Regions from separate parts of the Homo sapiens genome. Here region 2 is linked to region 1. Evidence: chromatin loops called from intact Hi-C (ENCODE). Cell type or tissue: PC-9. All regions are shown on one strand.

The links. A loop is a pair of places that touch in the nucleus more often than their neighbours do. Peaks named below come from ENCODE experiments on the same cell type or tissue, not always from the same donor. Only the 100,000 strongest peaks of a DNase experiment are listed, where the experiment ranks them.
Region 2: a loop joins it to region 1, with 5 times the contacts of the local background. A loop is called at or near these places in 13 of 110 quality-filtered maps.

What each region holds. Positions count from the first base shown.
Region 1 is chr3:195,911,185-195,919,184 of GRCh38, reverse strand. It overlaps TNK2-AS1 (TNK2 antisense RNA 1), which reads right to left. Exons shown (of 2, transcript NR_145450.1): 2 at 5,921-8,000. It overlaps LOC124906253 (keratinocyte proline-rich protein-like), which reads left to right. Exons shown (of 4, transcript NR_197446.1): 4 at 5,415-6,105. Among named protein-coding and RNA genes, the nearest start is that of TNK2, 6.6 kb to the right of the region's middle. RefSeq lists a silencer at 4,128-4,177 and an enhancer at 3,779-4,391. In PC-9, CTCF peaks have their summits at 3,774 and 3,986 (motif pointing right); DNase peaks (open chromatin) are centred at 3,974, 4,374 and 7,154; H3K4me3 peaks cover 957 bases; H3K27ac peaks cover 2,273 bases; H3K27me3 peaks cover 705 bases.
Region 2 is chr3:195,555,356-195,563,355 of GRCh38, reverse strand. It overlaps the pseudogene RPL31P64. Among named protein-coding and RNA genes, the nearest start is that of PPP1R2, 16 kb to the right of the region's middle. In PC-9, CTCF peaks have their summits at 4,672 (motif pointing left) and 6,793 (motif pointing left); DNase peaks (open chromatin) are centred at 3,125, 3,415 and 4,595; H3K27ac peaks cover 2,688 bases.

The DNA.
Region 1 (8,000 bases):
TTTGTATTTTTAGTAGAGACAGGGTTTCACCATGTTGGCCAGGCTGGTCTCAAACTCCTGAGCTCAAGTGATCCTCCTGTGTCGGCCTCCGATAGTCCTGGGATTACAGGAGTGAGCCACCGCGCCCGGCTTCTTTTATTTCTTGAGTAGGGGTCTTGCTTGTGTTGCCCAGGCCGGGGTGCAGTGGCAGCATCATAGCTCACTGTAACCTCAAACTCCTGGGCTCAAGCAATCTTCCCGCTTCAGCCTCCCGAGTAGCTGGGACTACAGGCGCGTGCCACCACACCCAGCTAATTTTTTCTTTTATTTTTGTAGAGATGGGGTGTCGACCAGACTGGTCTTCAACTCCTGGCCTCAAGCAATCCTCTTGCCTTGAAGCTTCCCAGAATGTTGAGATTACAGGCGTGAGCCACTGTGCCTGGCCAAAGTACTTTTTCATCACCTATAACCAGGCAAATCAAGACAGGGCCATATACAATCCCCATATGTAAATTCCCAAGATTCACTAACATACTTTTCTCGCGTCTGGGTTTGTTGCAGCGCAGCTTCAGCATGGTATTTATGTGTGTATTAGAGGGTTCAGGAGTCGGGTGAGAGAGAGAGTAGAGTAGAGTAGGCGCCCTGGATTTCTATCTTGGTCATGGAGATTCTAATCCAATTGCAGTCACTACCCTTCAATTGCTGCGTGTCCGTGGGTCACCCGCTCTACCCTTCAATTTCTGCGTGTCCGTGGGTCACCCGCTCTACCCTTCAGTTGCTGTGTGTCCGTGGGTCACCCGCTCTACTCTTCAGTTGCTGTGTGTTCGTGGGTCACCCGCTCTACTCTTCAGTTGCTGTGTGTCTGTGGGTCACCTGCTCTATCCTTTAATTGCTGTGAGTCCGTGGGTCACCTGCTCTGTCCTTTAATTGCTGTGAGTCCGTGGGTCACCCGCTCTACCCTTCAATTGCTGTAAGTCCATGGGTCACCTGCTCTATCCTTCAATTGCTGTTTGTGGGTCACTCACTCTACCTCTCAGAGCCTGTGTCCTCACTGCTAAGTGAGTGTTAGACTTGATGTTCTCTAAGGCCTTTTCAGCTGTAACATAAAATCCCTCTCCCATTGAGAATGTACATTCCCTCCTTCAAACTTCACACCCAGATTCAATTCTACCCTTCAAATTTTTATTTATTTATTTATTTAATTATTTATTTTTGAGATGGAGTCTCGCTCTGTTGCCCAGGCTGGAGTGCAATGGCGCAAACTCGGCTCACTGCAACCTCTGCCTCCAGGGTTCAAGTGATTCTCAAGCCTCAGCCTCCTGAGTAGCTGGGACTACAGGCGCCCGCCACCACATCCAGCTGATTTTTGTATTTTTAGTAGAGATGAGGTTTCACCATGTTGGCCAGGTGGGTCTCAAACTCCTGACCTCAGGTGATCTGCCCATCTCAGCCTCCCAAAGTGCTGGGATTACAGGCGTGAGCTACTACACCCGGTCTAAATTTATTCTTTTATAATCGTTTCCTCTGCATCCCAGTAACAAAGAAGTGCTGTTGGTGAGACCGTAGAAGCTGTACTCACCTCGTAGGTGCCCTGCGTTCCCCTGCGAGTGTTCCTCTGGGCCTAACCACCCGGTCACCTTCTTTGGGTCTGCTGATAGTGAGGTGTCTTGGATAACTACAGCAAATGTTCCAGGAACGTCCCTTTTTTCTATGGACAAGCCCGTCTCTGCAGAAGTTACAGATTGGCATCCTTGCTGAGGGTGACTTGTATCTGTGTCTTCACCTGCTTCCCTGATTTCTGACATACTGACTGCCTTGTCTTCTAGGCATGGAATTTCCTTGAGTTTTAACCCACAGACCTATCTTCGCTGTGGCTTTTTGTGTGTTTTGGCTTTTTGGCCCTTCTAGACCCAACTTCCAACTCTGCTACTGTGGTGAATCATCCCCTAAGGGCTGCTGTGATTTGTAGAACACTCACACCTGTGGGGCACTGAGCGATGCTGCGTGGAACCGGGGAGGAATGCTGAGTGGAACCGGGGAGCGATGCTGCGTGGAACTGGGGAGCAATGTGGAGTTCTTGAGTAAGGGAGAGACATGATGAAATCGATGTTTTAGGAAGATTAACAGGGAATTAACCAGGAGGTACAGGGACTGAAGTCGGCAAGGTCATCTACACAATGTTTGCTGTAATCATGCCATTCAAGGGTGTGAATAGCATCGCATTATCTTGTGTAATTCTTACAGTCTCCCGGTGAGGGTTCATGTCTTACGTGCAGAGGCTAATGGAAGGATCTGATCCCACTCACATGGAAGTCACCTCATGGTTAGGGGTCTGGCATCCCAAAGGTACTTGATCACTGTTTGAAAAATGAACGTGGGGAAGCTAGGACTTGGACACAGGTTCTTTCTATGTGGAATAAAGTGGTAGCTGAGAGGAAGTGAGTCGAGAGAGGAGGCAGAAGGGTGGAGCCCTGAGGTATCTGGGGCTGAAGTAGGTGTATTAGGTGCTGAAGGAGGAGATGGGTAAAGGGGGCTGCCAAGAACCTGAATCTGCTTTCTGGACAAATGAGAGAGCCAGGGGAGAAGGGAAGGAGAGCTGGAACTGAGAGTTTGGGTTCTGTTGCTACCTCCTAAGATGGAGCAAGTCTGGGTGTCCACTCAACATCAGTGCGCAGGCAGGCAGCCGCAGATGCAGGGAGCTTGGTACCTGGGGGCCTCGCTGGCTCAGCTGTGGGAGGGGAGTCGGGGAGTGGCAGTGGGTGGAAACGATCTTACCAAGCTGGAGAGGGTAGCCAAGAACGGAGCAGGTATGGGCTTGCCTGGGAGGCTCACTATTTTAGCAGAAGGAGGAAGAACAGTTAGCTAAAGACTGTGCAGTGTCTGCACTGCAAATTGGATTTGAGCAAAGGAGAGAGCAGAAGAAAGGTGCAAGAGTGACACAGTACCTCACCATTTAAAGACAAGCCTTGACTGCAACATTTCCCACACTTAGTATGGTGGGCTCCAGGGGAGGCCAGATTTCAGGGAGTTAAAGGAGTAGGTGAAGAATCAAAGGAGCCCGTCCTTCATATGATTGGTCTTGACTCCTCCACTGGAAGTTTGTTTATTTAATTTATTTATTTCTGAGACAACGCCTCTCTCTGTTGCCCAGGGCTGGAGTGCAGTGGTGTGATGGTACCCCCCACTGCAGCCTCGAACTGCTGGCCTCAAACAATCCTCCCACCTCAGCCTCCTGAGTAGCTGAGATGACAGGTGCACACCACCACGACTGACTAATTTTTAAATTTTTTGTAGGTAGGGAGTCTTGCCATGTTGCCCAAGCTGGTCTCTAGCTCCTGGCCTCAAGCAGCCTCCCACCTGGGCCTCCCAAAATACTGGGATTATAGGTGTAAACCACCATGCCTAGCCTCTTTTTTAAAAATTAATTTCTTTTTGGCCCGGCGCAGTGGCTCACGCCTGTAATCCCAGCACTTTGGGAGGCCGAGGCGGGAGGATCACTTGAGCTTAGGAATTCAAGACCAGCCTGGCCAACATGGTGGAACCCCGTCTCTACTAAAATACAAAAATTAGCCGGGCGTGGTGGCGCATGCCTGTAATCCCAGCTACTGGGGAGGCTGAGGCAGGAGAATCGCTTGAACCCAAGAGTCAGAGGTTGCAGTGAGCCGAGATCATGCCACTGCACTCCAGCGTGGGTGACAGAACGAGACACTGTCTCAAAAAAATTAATTTTTTTAGAGACAGGGTGTCCCTCTGTCACCCAGGCTGGAGTGCAGATCATAGCTCATTGCAGCCTTGAACTCCTACACTCAACTGATCCTGCTGCTTCTGCCTCCCAAGTGCTGGGATTCCAACTGTGAGCCACTGCGCCGCACTAGAAATTCCTTGATTCTGTGTATGGGGCCACATCTGGCATGACTGTGCCCGAACACCAACCAATCAGGAGTAACTGAACTCACTGGTCCATTTGTTGGTTACCAACCACAACTCTAGGTGTCCACCAGGGGGCACCAGAGCGCAGGGCTCCATGAGGCTCTGTTTCAGAAGAGCCCATGATGACCTCAGGGTTTGTCATCTCTCGGCTCATTTGGCTCTTGCTGTGATTGGGCAGAGGGGGCAGGTGTGTGGGAGCAGCTGGCAGTGCCTCCTCCCAACGGCCTAGTAAGGTTTTGAAAACTGAATTGCTCGGGGGCATGTGAGCACAGCCCCCTTGGCAGCTCCAGGGACCTCTGACTTGGGCAATAGGGTGAAGGCACAGTCTGTTCTCGGTCCTGGGAGGATGTGGCCGGGGTTAGCAGATACACACCATGCCTAAGAATTCCTTCAGAAATCCGTCTCTTCACCTCCGCCAGGAGGCAAGTGATCCCCTCCTGACTCAGAAATGGTGGCCCTTTGTCAAGTCAGATCGTCCTGATCCCAGCCCTCCCTTCCGTGGGCCTTAGCCCAGGCCTCCTTCTAGGCAGTGAGGGTGTGCTTGGGAACAGACTGGCTCCTCCTCCCCGCCAGAGTTTGCCTTCAGCCAAGCACCTCCCATGTCTGGTAGCTGGTTGGAATCACTTAAGGAGCTTTTAAAAACTAAGATGCTGGCTGGGAGCAGTGGCTCACACCTGTAATCCCAGCACTTTGGGAGGCCAGGGCGGGTGGATCACCTGAGGTCAGGAGATCAAGACCAGCCTGACCAACATGGTGAAACCCTGTCTCTATTCAAAATATAAAAATTAGCCGGGTGTGATGTGATGGTGCGTGCCTGTAATCCCAGCTACTCGGTAGGCTGAGACAGGAGAATTGCTTGAACCCGGGAGACAGAGGTTGCAGTGAGCCAAGATCGCACCACTGTACTCCAGCCTGGGTGACAGAGACAAACAAACAAAAAAACTAAGATGCTCAGGCTGGGCGCGGGGGCTCATGCCTGTAATCCCAGCACTTTGAGAAGGCTGAGGCAGGAGAATAGCTTGAGCCCAGGAGTTCGAGACCAGCCTGGGCAACATCTTGAGACCCTGTCTCTACCAAAAAACAAAAACAATACAATGAAGATGCCAACCCCCATCCAAGAGATTCCAATTTAAGTGTTCTAGGGTGGTGCTTGGGCATCAGCACTTTTTTTTTTTTTTTTGAGATGGAGTCTCGCTCTGTCATCCAGGCTGGAGTGCAATGGAGCGATCTTGGCTCACTGCAAGCTCCGCCTCCCAGGTTCAAGTGATTCTCTTGCCTTGGCCTCCCGAGTAGCTGGGATTACAGGTGCCTGCCACCACGCCCAGCTAATTTTTGTATTTTTAGTAGAGACGGGGTTTCACTGTGTTGGCCAGGCTGGTCTCGAACTCCTGACCTTGTGATCTGCCTGCCTCGGCCTCCCGAAGTGCTGGGATTACAAGCGTGAGCCACTGTGCCTGGCCTGGCATTGGCATTTTTAAAACTTTCTGTGTGATTCTTGTGTGCAGCTGTATCGAGACTGTCTGCATCGAAGGCCCTGATAGTCAGAGTGTGGTCCATGGGAAGCTTGATGGAAATGCTGGATCTCAGCGCCCTCCTCCCAGTTTGCTGAATCAGAATTTACAGTTCACCAAGATGCCCCGGTGATTCAGCCGCACACAGTTCCAGAAGCCCTGAGCTAGTTCGTACAGTGTTCTTTACCCACGCTCATCTCCCTGGCCTGAATCACAGCGTGTTTGACTTGCTCAAGTTGTAGCCATGGCTCTCCGTGTTTTGACTGTGACCTACAGAAAGAAACGGACTTTACAACGAGGAAGCAAGTACACCACAGAAACAATGCCTTCACTACCTGGGGTGCACTCTGCACTCCCATTCATTCAGCAGGTAGTTTTGGCACCTGCTTTGCGCCAGGCCTCATTCTAGCTGCCTGTGTCTAGAAGCCCCGGTTGTTGGGAGGTTTCTATTCTAGGAGGAGGGCAAGGGGATCAGAAAGTTAAAAGTAAACCATGTATATAAAGGGCACGCTAAAAGATATTTATTAAAATCTTTTTTTTTAAATTACATTTTTAGGGTAGGGTTCTGGGGTGCTGGTTATGTTCCATTTCTTGATCTGGGTGCTGGGTGTATTACCTGTAAGAATGCAAGCTTTCAGCACTTCTCTGGAGGTATGCTGTACGTCAATAAAAAGTTCAAAAATTACATTGTGATATTTTCTTTCTTTCTTTCTTTCTTTCTTTTTTTTTTTTTGAGAGAGACAGAGTCTTGCTCTGTCGCCCAGTCTGGAATGCAGTGGCGTGATCTCAGCTCCCTGCAACCTCCGCCTCCCAGGTTCAAGCGATTGTCCTGTCTCAGCCTCCCAAGTAGCTGAGATTACAGGCGTGCACCATCATGCCCGGCTAATTTTGTATTTTTAGTAGAGACGGGGTTTCGTCATGTTGGTCAGGCTGGTCTCGAACTCCTGACCTCAGGTGATCCACCTGCCTCGGCCTCCCAAACTGCTGGGATTACAGGTGTGAGCCACCGCACCCGGCCAAACATTCTCATATTTTCTATTCTATTATTATCCTCTTTCATAAAACAAAAAAATAGTCATTCAAAATCCACCATATTCAGTTTACCTCCCTCTAAAAGGTTGCAACAGTAGTTTTAAAAACTGCTTTATTTAAAAACAAGCTGTACGCAGTGGCTCAGGCCTATAATCCTGGCACTTTGGGAGGCCGAGATGAGTGGATTGCTTGAGGCCAGGAGTTCAAAACCAGCCTGGGTAACAGGACGAAACCCCGTCTCTACTAAAAATACAAAAAATTAGCTGGGCGTGGTGGCGGGTGCCTGTAATCCCAACTATTAGGGAGGCTGAGGCCGGAGAATCGCTTGAACCCGGGAGGCAGAGGTTGCGGTGAGCCGAGATTGCACCACTGCACTCCAGCCTGGGCAACAAGCACGAAACTCCATCTCAAAAAAATAAAAAAATAAAAACAAACAAACTAGAAGCCCAATCCCTCAGCAGCACCCACCCACTCTTGGCTTAGCAGCTGCCTGCAGGTGTGAGCCAGGCGGCCCATTCCCCAGCAATGGCCTTCCTTGCCCTCTTGCTTACCTCACAGTGCAAAACAGCTCATGAAGGAGACTCTTAAGGGCACCACCCAAAGCCTCCCTCTGGCAGCCTGGCCCACCTCCACTCCCAGCTAGACCCGACAAGCCCTTCTCCTTGCCGAGTCATTCTGCTGTGGGCAGCTCTCCTAAAGTTCCAGATGTAGGAGGAGACTGGCTCAGGCACGTTAATTAGAGGGTTGGGGTTATCCCTGTGGCCACCTCCCAAATCTCCTGAGACTTATGTTTTTAGTCTGGGGCTCCTTCCTCATGTCAGCTCCCTAGTGGCAGAGCAGTCTCCCTCGGTGTCTCTCTGGCCACCATGATCAGTGTCACGGACACATCCCAGCATAGCCCCAGTTCTCAACCGCATGGCAGGGACCGTCCAGGAGTTGGTGAGGAACAGGGTGGGAGGGAGGAAGGGAGCAGGAGACCTCACTCTTTCCTTTGAACCTAAAGCTCCAGATAATCCTACACTAGAGGTGCATATGGGGCATGGCTCTGGCTTCTTGAGGGAAACTGGAGAGATGGGGGGCTGGGGAAATGGGGGGCTGTGCTGCCCTAGGAGCAGGACCAACCAGCGTGGAGGCGCTTTGACCTCTAGCTTTGTTTGATTTGGAGCTTGATTTACTGGAGGGGAAGTTTGCTCTAAATCAGTTGTTTGCATCTATTGACCAATAAAATCTAGTTAGTCCTGATGCTTCCTGAAGCAGGGCCCCTGGATTTGGCGTTGCTTTTTTGTGCCTCAGATTTTTTTTTTTTTTGAGGCAAGGTCTGGCTCTATTGCCCAGGCAGGAGTGCAGTGGTGTGGTCTCTACTCAGTGCAACCTCCACCTCCCAGGCTCAAGCGATCCTCCCCCCTCGGCCTCCCGAGTAGCTGGGATTACAGGTGCGTGCCACCATGCTCTGCTAATTTTTCTATTTTTTTTGTAGAGACAGGGTTTTGCCGTGTTGCCCAGGCTGGTCCTGAACTTGGGAGCTCAAATGATTTGCCCTCCTCAGCC
Region 2 (8,000 bases), 360 kb after region 1:
CCCCTGTCTGTACCTTTAGTACACATCACTCCTTTTGTTGAAATGTCCTGCTGCCAAAATCCAACCCACATCTGCTCTTTCGCAGAGCAATTTGGCAAAAACTAGTAAAGCTGAGGATGACCTAGTAATTCTCTTCTCTGGTAAATATCCTAGAAACACTTCTGCACATAAGCACAAGAAGATACATACGGAAATGTTCACTGCAGCACTGTTTGAAAGACAGAAAAACCAAAAACAACCTAAATGTTCATTAACAGAAGAACTGATTTAAAAATTGTGGGCTGGGTACAGTGGCTCACGCCTATAATCCCAGCACTTTGAGAGGCCGAGGTGGGCAGTTTACTTGAGGCCAGGAGTTTGAGACCAGCCTGGCCAACATGGTGAAACCCCGTCTCTACTAAAAATACAAAAATTAGCTGGGCATGGTGGCGCACACCTGTAATCCCAGCTACTTGGGAGGCTGAGGCACGAGAATCACTGGAATCTGGGAGGTGGAGTTTGCAGTGAGCCAAGATGGCGCCACTGCACTCCAGCCTGGGCGACAGAGGGAAACTCTGTCTCAAAAAAAAAAAATTGTAGCATGCACACATATGTGCAGGTACGCATACACACCATGGAATACTATGCTACAGAGAAAATTAGAGCTACATGTATCAACATATATAATCTATAAAATACGTTGGGCAAAAAGCAATATACAGGATACAGTATGAAATATATAAAACGACATTATTTCAGAATACATAAATATGCAATAAAGTAAAATGAAATGCAGGAAATAATAAACACCAAATTCAAGGTCCTGGTTCCCTCCGGAGAGTGGAGAGAGAGGGCGGCATTTCAGTAGAGGAACACCAGTGGCTTTCATTGCATGGGTAACTGCATTAGTTTCTGTGGCTGCTGTAGCAAATGACCACAAACTCAGTGGTTTAAAGCACCTGAAATGTATTCTCTCATAGTTCTGGAGGCCAGAAGTCCAAAATCAGTATCACTGGGCCGAAATGAAGGTGTGGGCAGGGCTGTGAAGGCTCTAGGGGAGAATCTGTTCCTTACCTCTTCCAACTTTTGGTATTTTGGTGGCTGCTGGCATTCCTTGGTTTGTGGCCACAACACTCCAATCTTCAAATCTGCTTGTCTTCACAGGGCCTGTGTGTGTGTGTGTGTGTGTGTGTGTGTGTGTGTTTGTGTGTGTGTCAAGTGTGAAATCTTCTGCCTGTCTCCAAAAGAATACATGTAATTACATTTAGGGCCCACCTGGATAATCCAGGATAATCTCCCTACTTCAAAAGTCTAACTCGGCTGTGTGCGGTGGCTCACGCCTGTAATCCCAGAACTTTAGGAGTCTGAGGCAGGTGGATCACTTGAGGTCAGAAGTTTGAGACCAGCCTGGCCAACATTGCGAAACCCCATCTCTACTAAAAATACAAAAATTAGCTGGGCTTGGTGGCACGCGCCTGTAATCCCAGCTACTCAGGAGGCTGAGGCAGGAGAATTGCTTGAACCCAGGAGGCGGAGGTTGCAGTGAGCCACTGCATCACTGCACCACTGCACTCCAGCCTGGGCATCAGAGTGAGACTCTGTCACAAAGGAAAAAAAAAAGCCTTAACTCAATCATATCTGCTATGACATTTTTTCCAAACTGAACATTTCCAGGCTTCAGAGATGAGGACCTGGTAGCTTTGGAAGAGCATTTTTCAGCCTATCACAGTAATATTTTCTTAAACTGAAAGGTAGGTAATAGAGGATATAATGGCTTCCCACTTGGGCCCAGCAGAATGACTCCTGCAAAAAGGGTAGCCAGAAAAAGGGGGGTCATTCTGCCATCAATGAGGCAGTGACCTGAGGATACACCATCAACATTCACAGGTGCATCCATGGAGTGGGCTTCAAGAAGAATACCCCTCAGGCACTCAAGAGAGATCCAGAAATCTGCCATGATGGAGATGGGGACTCCAGATGTACGCACTAATACTAGGCTCAACAAATGTCTGGGTGAAAGGAAGGGCCGTACCACATCCATGTTTATCGTGCAGAAAACATAATGAGGGTGAAGGTTCAGCAAACAAACTCTATACTTTGGTTTAACTATGTACCTGTGACCACTTTCAAACATCTATAGACAGTCAATGTGGGTGAGAGCCAACCACTGATTGTCAAATAAAGTGATAAAATCATACACACACAAATAGACATACAATCATGGCCCTTTACCTTTTTTTTGAGATGGGTTCTCATTCTATTGCCCAGGCTGGTGTGTAGTGGTGCGATCATAGCTCACTGCATCTTCTGCCTCCTGGGGTCAAGTGATTCTCCCACCTCGGTCTTCTGAGTAGCTGGGACCATAGATGTGTGCCACCATGCCCAGCTAATTTTTGAAGTTTTCTGTATTTCGCCATGTTGCCCAGGCTGGTCTTGAACTCCTGGGCTCCAGCAATCCACCTGCCTCGGCCTCCCAAAGTGCTGGGATTACAAGCATGAGCCATGGCGTCCAAACTTATGGCCCCTTACTTTGAATAACGGTTGTCTATGACTATATCTTAAGGCAGATACAGACTGTGATCCTTTCATAGAAAAAGAGATCTCCATACCCCTGAACCCAAAATAAAAGTTTTTTTTAAAAAGAAAAAGAGGTCTCCAGGAGGCTGAAGGGCAGTGTAATATGGGTAACTCAGTGGGAAGGTTAGAAGACTATGTGTCATGCTCTAGAGTGTATGAATTTGTCATTTCAGAGATGGAACAATTCTGGATAAAATGAGATCCAGGGCCTAACACCTATAACCTGATTTTGCCATTTTGAGATTTTTTGTGAGTCTTTTTTAATATGCTAAATTATGTTTCTAAACAGTGGTATCCTCCTCCAAACATTCACATTAGTGAGCGAGCTGAAGGTCAAAAATCAAAAAAAACCTTTCAGAACCAAGTGGATTGGATACTGAGTTCTAGCAGAATTCCAAGAATTGTGGACAGGTCAGTGGACAAAAATTCCCATCATATTACCTAGGCAGCCACCAGCTCCACCTGCTTTTATCCAAGCCTTCTGTTTCCCACCTCTCCCAGGCCAAGATTACTGCCAGTGCTCTATGAGTCAGCTGTGTCCCCAGGAAGTGACAAATGGGCTCAGGAGCTGGCATGGACAGCACTGGAGGAAGCAAATGGCCACTCCTCTGTCATCACAGTTCATTAAGTAGGTGTTTGTTCTTTGCCTGCAGCCTGGTCCCAGCAGGACTGGTGAGAGCTCATGTGTGCACCAGAGTCAGAGGACACCCTGTGTGCACCAGAGTCAGAGGACACCCTGTGTCCTTTCCCCCAAACCGGGGAGTGGTTGGGAACGACAATGACCAACCTTACGGGAAGATGCTATGAAAATCCACAAAACTGAAGCTGACATCTGTGGCATTTTGCTTCAGGGCATTTTGTCAACAAAGCATACTGTGCACTAGAAACAGTCTAGGTGGGTCATTTGCACCTGCAAATTACTAATACAAATAACATCTCAAGCTTGGCAGGCTTAGAGGCTGAGATTGTTGGCACTTCATCTGTCAAGTCTCAGCTCAGATGGCATCTCAGAGGCATCTGCCTAAAAGTGATTGCCCCAGTTACCTTCCATCCGGTCACACTTTTTATCTCTTTCTTACCATTTTTCATAATCTGCAATGATTTTGTATATGTATTTGCTTATGTATTTGTGGTCCATCTCTCCCACTGGAAGGTAGGCTCTCTGAAAAAAAAAAAAAAGATCCTGCTTTTTTGGTACCCTCTTATATCCTGAGACCTAGAACAGTTCCTGGCACATATTTAAGTACTCAATAAATATTTATTGAATAAATGAGTGGGTGAATGAACAAATGAATGTACAAATGCAGAGGCTGAATATAAATGTCCCAGGGCCCAGAAAGAATCAGTCACAGAAGGGAAAACAGGACCCAGATAAAAATGTCTTATATTCATGTGCCTCAACATATCTGGCTACAATTGCTTCCCAGTTTGCTATATCTGGCATGTTCCCACAACTTACACTGGAATATCATAGGCACATTCATTCATTTTCCAAATGGGGAGACTGAAGCCCAGCAAAATGAAATGACTTAAGTGAAACTATGTGGCTAGTTACACTTATAACTTGAACTTGGACCCTCTCTTCTATCAGAAAAATAACTTACTCATAGGATGATTGGGGTTTTTTACCTCATTTTGTTCATTTCCCCACAAACAAAACATATTCTATGAGAGAAGTGTTTTTGTCCCCATGAGACAAAAAAACATGGTATAAAGTCAGTGTTATATTTTGCAAGTCAATAACCACTACCTAGGGGATTCTATTCAAGGACTAATTATTAAGGAGGCAACTTTGGCCAGGCTTGGTAGGACTCACAGTAACAGAGATGAGTGAGATGAGGACATCCCGCTCCCAGGGCCACCAGGTACATGAGACCGTCAACATGAAAGTCCTGGACTCAGACCCTGGCTATTTTTAGCATGTGGGAGATATTGTTTCATATGGTTAAGGGGCAACTCTACCAGGAAGCAGGGAACTGAATGACTCCATGAGACACTCCCAGCTCCAGGGGGCCTTCTGGACAAGAACAGCACAGGCAGCAGGAAGAACAGGTGTTTTGAATAGACTCACTTCCCCTCCTCCCATGAGACTATGCTGCCTCCTTGTGATTGAAGAAGCAAATGCCGAATACAAGTACTTCATACATCAACTGAGAAACATTAAAATGTTCTTAATAAGCATGAAAGATTTACCTGCATCCAGTTCCCATATCCCCTTTATATGTTCTAGAAAGTGTACTCCAGCTCATTCATTCATCCTTTCCTTCTCCCTGAAAATGACATGTGTTCCGAAACCTGTTTTGAATTATAACAGAAAAGCACCACTGTCTGTTATTGAAAGGAGAAATAATTTTTTCATTTCGAACAAATAAAAGTCCTGAAGGATCATATCTTCTCCTAAGTAGGTTCATTGTCAACCAACAGCAAACAAATTACCCACAGTAAGCAGTAACTCTGTGAAAACGAGTGATTTATCAAAGAATAACCTTAGAGAATCTTTCCTAGTTCTCAAACCTCTTTGTTAACTAATATTATTCATTAACTATGTCTAGTATTGTGGTTTTTTGTTTTTTTTTTCCCTGAGATGGAGTCTTGCTCTGTCGCCCAGGCCGGAGTGCAGTGGCACCATCTCAGCTCACCGCAACCTCTGCCTCCCGGGTTCAAGCAACTCTTCTGCCTCAGCCTCCCAAGTAGCTGGGATTATAGGTGCCCACCACCACACCCAGCCAATTTTTGTATTTTTCGTAGAGATGGGGTTTCACCATGTCAGCGAGGCTGGTCTCGAACTCCTGAACTTGTGATCCACCTGCCTCAACCTCCCAAAGTGCTGGGATTACAGGCGTGAGCCACCGCACCCGGCCCTATGTCTAGTATCGTAGCAACCACTTCCACTACCATCTCATAGAAAAGCATCTCCTTGAAAATCATAAAAAGCAAATGATGGATGGCTTCCTAAGGGACAATTTTCCACACCAATAATGTTTAACAAAAAAACTGAAAAAAAAAAAAAAAGGACAAAGCAAAGCAACTTATAATGAAGAATAATTAGAATAATAAAAGAAAATTCAAAGGAAACTATTCAGGTAGTAAAGCAAGTCTCTAGAAACAGAATTCGTAGGACATCCCAGAAAATATTGCATACACGGCCACCAAATTCAATACCAGCAAGAAATAGTATGGTGGATTTCTGCCTGCGGGACAATGGTTGGTAACCTAAGCAAACCTATGTTTGCAGTTATCTCCTCTGAGGACTGGTTCAACTCATTGTTTGATTTATGCCTAAGAACTCTGACCCTCACATGTGCGCTCTGGCAGAAAGGCAGTTAGTTCTTGTCCTTGGAATTACTGCCTCCAAAGATAAATCCAATATGTCAGCTCAAAATCATTTACCTAAATTACCTCCTTGATTAACTGTTGGTTTGCCAGCCTGTCTCTCCCACTAGATGGTGACAGGAACCCTGTCTCATTCATCTTTGTATTCCTCACTTCTAGTACAGAGAAATGAAGTTACCAAAAATTGGTGTGGAGCCAGGCTTAAAAATCAATCCTCTTTTGAGTATTTCATTGTTCCTATCTTTTCGGCATTTTAAGGAAGTTTAAAAATATTTTTAAGGCCAGGCGCGGTGGCTCACGTCTGTAATCCCAGTACTTTGAATCACTTGAGGACAGGAGTTTGAGACCAGCCTGGGCAACATAAGGAGACTCCGTATCTGCAAAAAATAAAATGAGCCAGGTGTGGTGGTGTGCCTATAGTCCCAGGCACTCAGGGGGCTGCTGAGGTGAGAGGATCTCTCGAGCCTGGGGACTTGAGGCTGCAATGAGCCATGATTGCATCCCTGCACTCCAGCCTGGGCAACAGAGTGAGACTCTGTCTCAAGAAAAAAAAAAAAATTTTTTTTTTTTTTTTTTACCAAAAACACCTTAGGCTCCGTATTTCAAATTAGCTCGTAACAGATTCACAACATTTTATGAATGATGGTGTTGTTTAGTTCCCTTGGGGCTGTTACTATTCTGCTATTATTAATCAAGATCTCAAAAATCGCAAAATAATATATTGAATTCTGAAATATTAATTATAGAACCTATAAATTACAAATCCTGATTTGTACCAAACATTACAGGTGACTGCAAGCAAGTTGTCTCAAGCATTTACAGCTGGGATCCACCCAGAAACGATCATCGTTAAGAGTCTCCACGTGTCAGCTCAGCGTCTCATCCACAGCAGCGCCCCCAGCTGCCTGCTGATGGCTCCATCCCCAACTCAGTCTTCGTGGCTCCGCATCCATCGTAGTACAAACACTATGCCTTTGGAGAGGACTGCCTTAGAGTCCACAGCTAACGTCTATAGAAATCTAGCAATTCTATCAAGAAAAAGCAAAATTAAAATGCCAAAAATCAGGCAAAAAGAAAAGAAAAAAGCACAGGATACTCCCAATAGGTGCCAAAAGAGAAATGATTTAGGTACAGTGTGTTGGGGAGAACTGACCTGGAGCCTGCTGGAGTTGCTCAGAGTCTACAGGGAAAGATAAACAAGAAAACCAGCCATGTAGATGTGGAGATCAAATAAGACGAGAGGCTGTAATAGAGGGTAGAATGAGGGATTCTGGGAGAACAGAGGAGGGCCACCTGATGCTGCCCTGAAGAGGTGGAGAAGGCTTCATTCCAGAGCAAATCCTGAGCTGCGTTTGGAATAAACGAGCTGGAGGTAGTCAAAAATTGAAGGGGGAGGCCGGGCGCGGTGACTGATACCTGTAATCCCAGCACTTCGGGAGGCTGACGCGGGCAGATCACGAGGTCAGGAGTTTGCGACCAGCCTGGCCAACATGGTGAAACCCCGTCTCTACTAAAAATACAAAAATTAGCCGGGCATGGTGGTGTGCACCTATAATCCCAGCTACTCGGGAGGCTGAGGCAGAAGAATCGCTGGAACCCAGGAGGTGGAGGTTGCAGTGAGCTAAGATCGCGCCACTGCACTCCAGCCTGAGCGACAAAGCGAGACTCCATCTCAAAAAAAAAAAGAAAGAAAGAAAAGAAATAGAAGGGGGAGGAGGTGGTATCCCAGGCAGAGGAAAGACTGCCACCAAGTAGGAACTCAATTCTGTAGCACCTAGGGTCCGGGACCCTGCAGAGGAGAAGTAGAACAGGTGGCCAAAGGCCAGATCACTGACAGCTTTGTAAACCATGACATGGAGCTCAGATTACAATCTGAAGGTGAATTGATTCAAGGACTCAATTCTAGGAAACAATTTAACTTACATCTTAAAAATGAAATCCAAATACCAACTTGTTAATTCACGGTAGGAAAAAAGTCACTAAAGAACAAATCGAGGCTGGAGTTCTCTAAAAGCAAATGCTCTGTCTTCAGGTTGGCTACAGAGAATGCCAGGATCTGATGAGGAAGGGGCTGGTAAAGCCCAGGCAGCTGACTAAAGCAGAGTCATTCA